2 separate regions of the Homo sapiens genome follow, and region 2 is linked to region 1. A link is a contact called in ENCODE Hi-C or POLR2A ChIA-PET data. All regions are on one chromosome and are shown on one strand. Each heading gives the region's core, a stretch centred on a gene start or an enhancer-like site at or near the end of the contact. The rest is flanking DNA. Distances are from core to core; before and after follow the strand shown.

What was found. A loop is a pair of places that touch in the nucleus more often than their neighbours do. ChIA-PET counts read pairs that join two places held with the same protein, here RNA polymerase II (POLR2A). Pooled maps may share reads with other maps.
Region 2: a loop to region 1 is called in a map of left cardiac atrium, with 2.1 times the contacts of the local background. The contact joins two enhancer-like sites. A Hi-C loop is called at or near these places in 7 of 168 maps with a recorded cell type or tissue (CD8-positive, alpha-beta T cell, Calu3, IMR-90 and 4 more) and 1 of 50 pooled maps. POLR2A ChIA-PET finds 5 or more read pairs at or near these places in 5 of 52 experiments (AG04450, T-cell, WTC11 and 2 more).

The regions. Positions count from the first base shown.
Region 1 is chr2:203,338,106-203,342,783 of GRCh38, forward strand. The region is part of intron 1 of ABI2 (abl interactor 2); the gene reads left to right. Among named protein-coding and RNA genes, the nearest start is that of ABI2, 12 kb to the left of the region's middle. Within about 2 kb of position 2,871, at least 5 of the 41 ENCODE cell types and tissues checked have a DNase peak (open chromatin) inside an H3K27ac peak, as active enhancers do; they include PC-3, where a contact is called at or near this core.
Region 2 is chr2:203,399,045-203,403,722 of GRCh38, forward strand. ABI2 (abl interactor 2) reads left to right here. Exons shown (of 12, transcript NM_001375670.1): 9 at 3,532-3,690. Among named protein-coding and RNA genes, the nearest start is that of ABI2, 73 kb to the left of the region's middle. Within about 2 kb of position 1,912, at least 2 of the 41 ENCODE cell types and tissues checked have a DNase peak (open chromatin) inside an H3K27ac peak, as active enhancers do; they include PC-3, where a contact is called at or near this core.

The DNA of each region.
Region 1 (4,678 bases), core at 1,621-4,120:
GGAAATGTAGCCACATCTGTGCAGTCAACTAAGCTTTGATAAAGGCACCAGGTACACAATGGGGAAAGGATAATTCAGTAAATGGTATTGGGAAAACTATATCCACATGCAAAAGAATGAAATTTGATTGTTATATCACACATACAAATTAGCTAGAAATGGATTAAAGACTTAAATGTAAGATCTGAAATTATAAAACTCTTTGGTATGGGTCAGATGTTTGTTCCCTTCAAATCTCTTGTTGAAATGTGATTCCCAGTGTTGGAGGTGGGTCTTGGTGGGAGATAATTGGATTATGGGGGCAGATCCCTCATGAATGATGTAGCACCATCCCTTTAGTGATAAGTGAGTTCTTGCTTGGTTCACGTGAGAACTGGTTGTTTAAAATTAGTCTGGGAGCCCCCCCACCATGTGACATGCTGGCTCCACTTCTGCCATGATTACACCTCACCAGAAGTACGTGCCAGCACTGTGCTTTGTGTAAAGCCTGCAGAACCAAGAGCCGATTAAACCTCTTTTCTTTATAAATTACCCAGCCTCAGGTATTCCTTCATACGATCATAAGAATGGACTGATACACTCCTAGAAGAAAACATAGGGGAAAAAGCTCCTTGATTCTGGTCTTGACAATGGTTTTTATAAATATGACACCAAAAGCACAGGCAACAAAAGCAAGAAAAGATGAGAGTGACTACATCAAACTAAAAGGCTTCTGCACAGCAAAGGACACAAAATGAAAAGGCAATTTATGGAATGGGAGAAAATGTGCAAACCATACATCTATCTGATAAGGGGTTTATATCTGTGTGTGTGTGTGTGTGTGTATATGTATATATATATATATATATATATATATAAATATATATATATATATATAAATATATATATATATATATATATATAAAGGATTCATACAACTTAATAGCAAAAAACCAAATAACCAGATTTTAAAAAGACCTAAGTAGACATTTTTTCAAAGAAGACACACAGGCGTCCAACAGGTATGTGAAAATGTGCTCAACATCACTAATCATTAGGGAAATGCAAGTCAAAACAAAAAGGAGCTGTCACCTCACACTTGTTAGGGTGGCTATCAAAAGAGAGATAAGTGTTGGCAAGCAGGTGGAGAAAAGAGAATCCTTGTGTGCAGTGAGAATGTAAATTGGAACAGCCATTATGAAAAACTGGTTCCGGCCGGGTGTGGTGGCTCATGCCTGTAATCCCAGCACTTTGGGAGGCCGAGGCAGGCAGATTACCTGAGGTCAGGAGTTGAAGACCAGCCTGGCCAATATGGTGAAACCCTGTTTCTCCTAAAAATAAAAAAATTAGCTGGGTGTGGTTGGCGGGTGTCTGCAGTCCTAGCTACTCCAGAGGCTGAAGCAGGAGAATTGCTTGAACCCGGGAGGCAGAGGTTGCAGTGAGCCGAGATTGCGCCACTGCACTCCAGCCTGGGCAACAGAGCAAGACTCCGTCTCAAAAAAAAAAAAAAAAAGAAAAAGAAAAAAAGAAAACCCAGTTCTCCCTAAAATTAAAAATAGGACAAACATACAATCCCACTTCTGGGTATATATCCCTAGGGAATGAAATCATTATCTCAAAGAGACATCTGCACACCCATGTTCATTTCAGCATTATTCATGGTAACTAAGATATGGAAACAACCTAAGTGTCAGTGGATGAATGGATGAAGAAAATGTGTACTGCATGCACAGTTCTCCTTCAGTCTACATGGGGCATTGGTTCTAGGACCCCCAAGTATACCCAAATCTGCATATACTCAAATCCTGCAGTCACCCTTGTGGAACGCGTGTATATGAAAAGTCATCTGTCCCATCTGTATATGTGGATGAATACTGTATTTGTTTGAAAATAATCTGTATATTGGACCCACACAGTTAAAGGGTCAACTGCATATGTAATAGAATATTATTCAGCCATAAAAAGAAGGAAACCCTGCTATTTGTGACAACATGGATGAACCTGGAGAACATTAGGTAAGTGAAATAAGCCAGGCACAGAAAGACAAATACCGTATGATTTCACTTATATGAGGAATCTAAAAAGATGAACCCATAGAATGAAGCAGATAATAGAATCTGCTTCTATTATCGGCCAAGGGCCGTTGGGAGGTGGGGAGAAATGGGGAGATGTTAGTCACAGGGCACAAACTTGTAGTTATAGGATGAATGTGTTTTGGGGGTCTAATGTACTGTGTAGTAACTATAGTTAATAATATTGTATACTTGAAATTTACTAAGTCAGTAGATTTTTTTTTTTTTGAGACAGCGTCTTGTTCTGTTACCCAGGCTGGAGTACAGTGGCATGATCACGGCTCACTGCAGCCTCACCTCCCCAGGCTCAAGTGATGCTCCCACCTTAGCCTTCCGAATAGCTGGGACTACATGTGTGTACCACCACACATGGCTAATTTTTGTAGTGACGGGGTTTCGCCCTGTTGCCCAGGCTGGTCTCGAACTCCTGGGCTCTACCCATCCACCCACCTTGGCCTCCCAAAGTGCTGGGATTACAGGTGTGAGCTACCATTTGCCTGGCTGAGAGTAGATTTTAAGTGTTGCCCACTCCCCGCTCCCACCAAAGATAATCAAGAAATGATTATCTTGATTGTGATAACCATTTTACAGTTTATGTGTGTATCATGTCATCATGTTGTACACTTTAAATATATACAGTTTTTGTCAGTTATACCTCAGCAAAGCTGAAAAAAAAAACCCAAAGCAAACTGAACCAAAACAATATTGCCTGCAAGCCACAAACAATCAGCATCTAGCCTTGACATCATCTCCTGTTACACTCCTTTACCCTTCTTTGTTCACTCAACTTCAGCCACTTTGGCATCCTTTTCTTGAACATACCAGGCATACTTCTGCCTCAGGGCCTTTTTGCTTTGTATTTGTTATGCCCTCTGCCAGGAGTACTCTACTCCAAGATAGTTGCATGATTGGTTCTTTTACTTCCTTCAAGCTTTTGCTGATACATCACGTTCTTGATGACCCCTTCCTGGCTACTCTGTGTAAAATTATAACATACTCCTGCCCCTTGCTCACTCTCCCTTTGCTTATACTTATCCTTCCATGCTTTTTTTACGCCTACATATTTTCTCTTAACATACAGTGTTTCTTATTTATTTGTGTGTTTTCCCTCCCTGGTATGTGAGGGCAGAGATTTTTGTCTCTTACTCATTTCCAGTACCTGGAACAGTGCCTGGCACAAAATAGGCACTCCGTAAATATTCGCTAAATGAGCGAATTAGATCTTTTCTAGTAAGCATTAGAAAATGTCGGAGGGCAGTGAAATAAATTAGTTTTGGGCCAGGCTCAGTGGCTCACTCCTATAATCCTAGCACTTTGGGAGGCTGAGGCAGGCAGACTTCCTGAGCTCAGGAGTTTGAGACCACCTTGGCCAAGATGGCGAAACCCCATCTCTACTAAAAACAAAAAAATTTCTCCGGGCTTGTTGGTGTGCACCAGTAGTGCCTCGGGAGGCTGAGGCACGAGAGTTGCTTGAACCCGGGTGGCAGAGGTTACAGTGAGCCTAGATTGCACCACTGCACTCCAGCCTGGGCAACAGAGCGAGACTCCATCTCAAAAAAAAACAAAAGAAATTAGTTTTGCAAATTTGAAGAGTTGATAGATTTATGCTCTGGAAAATGAAAGTTGGCAAATACTTTTTATTTGTCCAGAATATTTAATGTAGATATGGCCAACAGAATTGACACTAATATTCCACATGTGGTTGGTGCTTTAGGGTTAAGCAGTTTATTTACAGTTACTTAGTGCAGGACTTACTCAATAGTGGAAGCTCATCAAATGTCTGAACTGATCTACAGCTTCCTGGGAGGTATAAGCAAGGGAGATATTCCTATTATAACATATTAGATGAGACAACTCAAGTTTACCTCTGACTCTGCTAAACTAAAATTCTGTGAAGAGAGGAATTATGTTCATTTTTTTTTTGCCTGTTATGTCCTCATTTCTTAGTGTTCAGTAAATTTTTGTTGAGTAAAATGAACTTATGACTCACACCATTTATTTTATTATATGTTTTTTTCCTTCCTGGTCGTTCAAAAATAGTTATTGAGCATCTTTCCATTCTGTGAGGTCAGTGGTAAGTAACTCATGGACCAAGTCCAGTTCTGTTACCATTTTGATTTCTATGAAGAATCTTCGTTGTAAATTTTGAATTAATGGAGTTGAACTGCATATAATATGGGACTGTTTTTTTGTTTTTCTTGATGTTATGTGGCCTTACCCACTTATGTGTTGAAGGCTTTTCATAAAGGCAAGGAGATAGGTTGTTAGGAACCTACGAAACAAAGTTGAATAGGGGAAGCCAACAAGGGATGCCAGCATCTTTCAATATGTAGTACCACAAGTTTTCTGCCAGCAGATAGTGCTTAAATAGTGATTCCATGTCTCCCTCAAAACCTTTTATTTATTTATTTATTTATTTATTTATTTATTTATTTATTTTTGAGACAAGGTCTCACTCTGTCATCCAGGCTGGAGTGCAGTGGCGTGATCTCAGCTCACTGCAGCCTCTGCCTCCTGGTCTCAGGCACTCCTTCTGCCTCAGCCTCCTTAGTACTACTGCTGGGATTACAGGTGCTCGCCACCATGCCTGGCTAATCGCCCTCAAAACCTTTTATTCTGAATCTAGA
Region 2 (4,678 bases), core at 662-3,161, 60 kb after region 1:
ATATCAGGTAAATACCTAGGGAATAGAATTGCTGGGTTATATTGTAAGTAAATTTTTAACGTCATAAGAAACTGCCAAGTTGTTTTCCAAAATGGCTGTATAATTTTACACTCCCAGCAGCAATGTGTGAGTTTCCAGTTGCATCCTTGTCAGCCCTTGGTGTTGCCTTTTTTAGCTTTAGCCATTCCAATACATGTGTAATGGTTTCTCATTACATGTGTGGTTTGGATTTGCATTTTCTTAATGACTAATGATATTGAACATTTTTTTCATGTGCTTATTTGCCATGTGTATATCCTCTTTGGTGAAGTATCTGTTCAAATGTTTTGTTCCTTCTCACCTTTTTAATAGGGTTTTTTTCCTTATCATTGAGTTCTTTTATATTCTAAATATATGTCCTTTATAGATTATGAGTTACAAATATTTTCTTCCATTTTGTGATTCGTTTGCTTATTTTCTATTTTTTTGGCGGGGGGAGGAGGGGCGGGCGGACAGAGTTTCACTCTTGGTGTCCAGGCTGGAGTGCAATGGCAGGATCTCAGCTCACTGCAATCTCCGCCTCGCGGGTTCAAGCGATTCTCCTGCCCAGCCTCCCAAATAGCTGGGATTACAGGCACCCACCACCATGCCCAGCTAATTTTTGTATTTTTAGTAGAGACGGGGTTTCACCACGTTGGCCAGGTTGGTCTTGAACTCCTGACCTCAGGTGATCCGCCCGCCTCAGCCTCCCAAAGTGCTGGGATTACAGGCGTGAGCCACTGGGTCCAGCCTGTTCATTTATTTTTTTGATGTTGTATTTCAAATAGCAGAAATTCTTCATTTTTATTAAGTGTTATTTTTCAAAATTTTTTTAAATGAATCGTGCTTTGATGGCATATCTAAGAACTCTTTACCTGAAGTCATAAAGATTTTGTTCTGTGTTTTCTTCTAGAAGTTTTTAGTTTCAGGTTTTATCGCTAGGTTTATGATAATTAGGTATATATATTTTTAAAACCCCAAATGGTAAATCGACTCATTAATAGTGTGAATAGTGTCTTTTTTTTTTTTTTTTTTTTTTTTTTTTGAGACAGAGTCTCACTCTGTCACCCAGGCTGGAATACAGTGGCAATCTCGGCCCACTGCAATCTCCGCTGCCTGGATTCAAGTGATTCTCCTGCCGTAGCCTCCTGAGGAGCTGGGATTACAAGTGTGAGCCACCACACCCAGCTAATTTTTTGTATTTTTAATGGAGACAAAGTTTCACCGTGTTGGTCAGGCTGGTCTTGAACTCCTGATCTGAAATGATCCACCCGCCTCCACCTCCCATAGTACTGTGATTAAAGGCCTGAGCCACCATGCCCAGCCCATGTGAGGTTTTAGACTAGATCTAACTATATAAAATTCATAATGATGTTAATCCAGATGTTTTTAACTTGATCGTAGGTTTGTATTAGTTTGCTATAGATTAATTACTGAAATGCTAATTGTATTCAGTGGTTCAAATAACTAAATATGCCTTTTAAATCATAGTTTATATGTTTTCATTTTTATCATGGTTACAGAGGCTTCTCAGTTGATAGTGGATTATGTTTAAGCTTGAGTGCTTAAGTTTTTGATACACATGTAAGATGTTTAAATGTTATAACAAGCCTTGAGTGCTCTTATAATCCTTATATGACTCCATATGAATCTAAGCTTGGTAAACTTTCAGCTCCTGTAGAACAATTTTAGTCATATAAAACCATTTTATAATCATAGACAAGATGAAAAATTGTCAAAGTGTTGTTTTCCTCTAATACTTTTAATTAAAATTACCAAGAAGATAGTCTCATATTAAGGTAGAATAAAGATGGTAAGACTCAGCTGAGAAATATGAAGCCTGGAAGAGGATATGACTGCAGTGTTTGATCATGAAGATTTCAACAAATCAAGCATTCATCAAATTCCATATTACATAAGTCTTATCTCACTGTGTTTCAAGTAGTTTATTTTAGAATTTAAAAAATTTCAGGATAACCTTAGGCACAAATGGATAGATGAGTGTGCCAGGTATCATCTGTTCCTCCAGTCCCCCCTCCTCTACTCTCCCCTCTTCTCCAGTAGGCTGACCTCCATGAAATGTTTCAGTGGATTCTTTTGCCCTCTGGCTTCCTGTTGGGTTTAGCAAAAGTGTTTTTTTTTTCCTTTTCACTTATCTCCTCCTTTTCTCCCTTTCTCTTTCTCCTTTCCTTTCCCCTCTGCTATCCTCTTGCCCTCCTCCACCTTCATCTCCTCCTCCTCTACCTTCCTGTCCCCTTTCCGCTTTCTTCTCCACCTGCTTATTTCTCCGCCTCCTCTTCTCTCTTGCCCTCCCCTTCTCCCTTGTCTGCTATTGTGCTCTCTCATGGGTGCTGTGGTGCTCTGTCTGTAAGAAAAAGTTCTCAGCTTAATGTAGGTGGGAGTGCAGTCAAGGTAAAGTTTAGGGAGTGGATTATATTATTAGGAAACTGATGGATTATGGAATCATGTCTCCAGTTGACATTAGCTGTGGAAGAACTCTCAAGAGAGCAAAATACAGTGAAATTGATGATAACTATATATGGACTTAGGGATGATATTAAAAATAAGATATATTTTGACCCTCTTTTTATATCTTAATTTTTTTCATGATTGTAAATTTTTTAGATTTTAATTTTAAGACAAAGTAATGTAGCTTTCGTGGTAGATTTTTTTGATTAAAAGAAAGAAATGTTTGATTTGGAATTACGTCATTTAACCTTTTGTTGAAATACTTCATTTTCCTTTAACCATACTTTTTTGCTACCTTACGTTTATTATTATTTATTATTTTGGAATAAGACTGTGTGTCAAACATTTTTTCTCTTGCTTTCCCAAACATCATTCTTGTCGATTTTAGTTTTCAGTGTTCAGTGGCTGTATTTTGGGGGTGGAGTAGATAAATTTTAATTAATTGTGATGATTTTGAAACCCCATCAGATTTTTAATTTAGTGAAATAATAGTGTTAAGTAGCAAACTATTTATTTATTTTGAGACAGAGTCTCACTCTGTCACCCAGGCTGGAGTGCAGTGGTGCAATCTTGGCTCACTACAACCTCTGCCTCCTGAGTTCAAGTGATTCTTACGCCTCAGCCTCCCGAGTAGCTGGAATTACAGGCGCACGCCACCATACCTGGCTAATTTTTGTGTTTTTAGTTGAAACGGGGTTTCACCACGTTGGCCAGGCTGGTCTGAAACTCCTGACCTCAAGTGATCTGCCTGCCTTGGCCTCCCAAAGTGCTGGGATTACAGGCATGAGTCACTGCACCCGGCCCTAATTAGTAAACTATTTAGACATAACTTTCCAAACTTAATCATATTTTTGTTTGCTTTTCTGCTTTTGTACTCTGATATAATATCAGCGAACAATAACTCACCTTGCATTGTATATTTCAGATACCAGTTAAACTAGCTGTTATTTTTAATTCTTAAGATTTAGGCATTGTACATAAAGTATTTAATGATCTGAGATAATTTTCTTTTAATGACATATGTATGTTCTATCTCTTTTTCAGGTCATCCTGTACAGTTCTACAGCATGAATAGGCCTGCCTCTCGCCATACTCCCCCAACAATAGGGGGCTCGTTGCCCTATAGACGCCCTCCTTCCATTACTTCACAAACAAGCCTTCAGAATCAGATGAATGGAGGACCTTTTTATAGCCAGAATCCAGGTTAGTTTTTTTGTTTTTTTGCATTCTATAGAATGTATTTAATTAAAAACCTTCAACTACAAAAAACCCTTAATTACAAATAGTGCATGGTAGGTGGTTAGCACCATTTGTTGAATGAATGGGAGAATGAATGAATTGTAGGTTGTTAATACTGTATCTTTCAATTCTTTAAAAAAAAATCAGTATGTGATTTCCACGTAAAGTCATACAACTTAGTTTTTCTGAGCAGAATTTTTTTGAATATTTTAGTGGTTATTTGCTTTTTAAAATAACATTGTGGTGAATGGTATTTCCTTTTTATTTAATCAGACATCCTTACTTTTAAATAACAAATAATGAAAGTTGTGTGCACATGAACAGAATTTAGAAGTGGCAAAGGAAAAGAGAACATTTTTGAAGCTACTTTGTGCTAGGGAATTATACTAGCTTATACAATTCTCATACCAAACCCATGGTGGAAAAACTAGGAATTGGGTAAATTGAATCAGATATAATAATTACACTAAATAATCGGTTGTATCATGCATGCAGAATAACTAATCTGGAACATATTTAATAATTATTATTTTGTTTACTCCCCAGAGAGGGCAAGAACAAATATTAGACACCATGGCTATTGTGGACATGGTATGTCAACTTACTGCTTTTTTCTGTATTTTTGCCAGGAAGCCAGTAAGCCTATGTGTGAACACCTCTCATACTGGGTTCAACTCATTCCATTTTTGATAAGCCTTGAATTTTATGGAGCTGCAGTTTGTCTCTGTGGCTGTGACCTATAGTGATATTCTTTGAAAGAGTCTTGCAGAAGAAATTTGATCCTCCAACATAAACACTTAATTTAAATAATGTTTTTATATTATCTCATTTGATTCTTAGAATCACGTACAAAATAAGATTGGTGATCATTTTCTTATATCTTATAGGTAAGGAAAATGAGGCTGAGGTGATGGTCAGGTTAGGATTTGAACTTAGGTTTTCTGACTCTAAG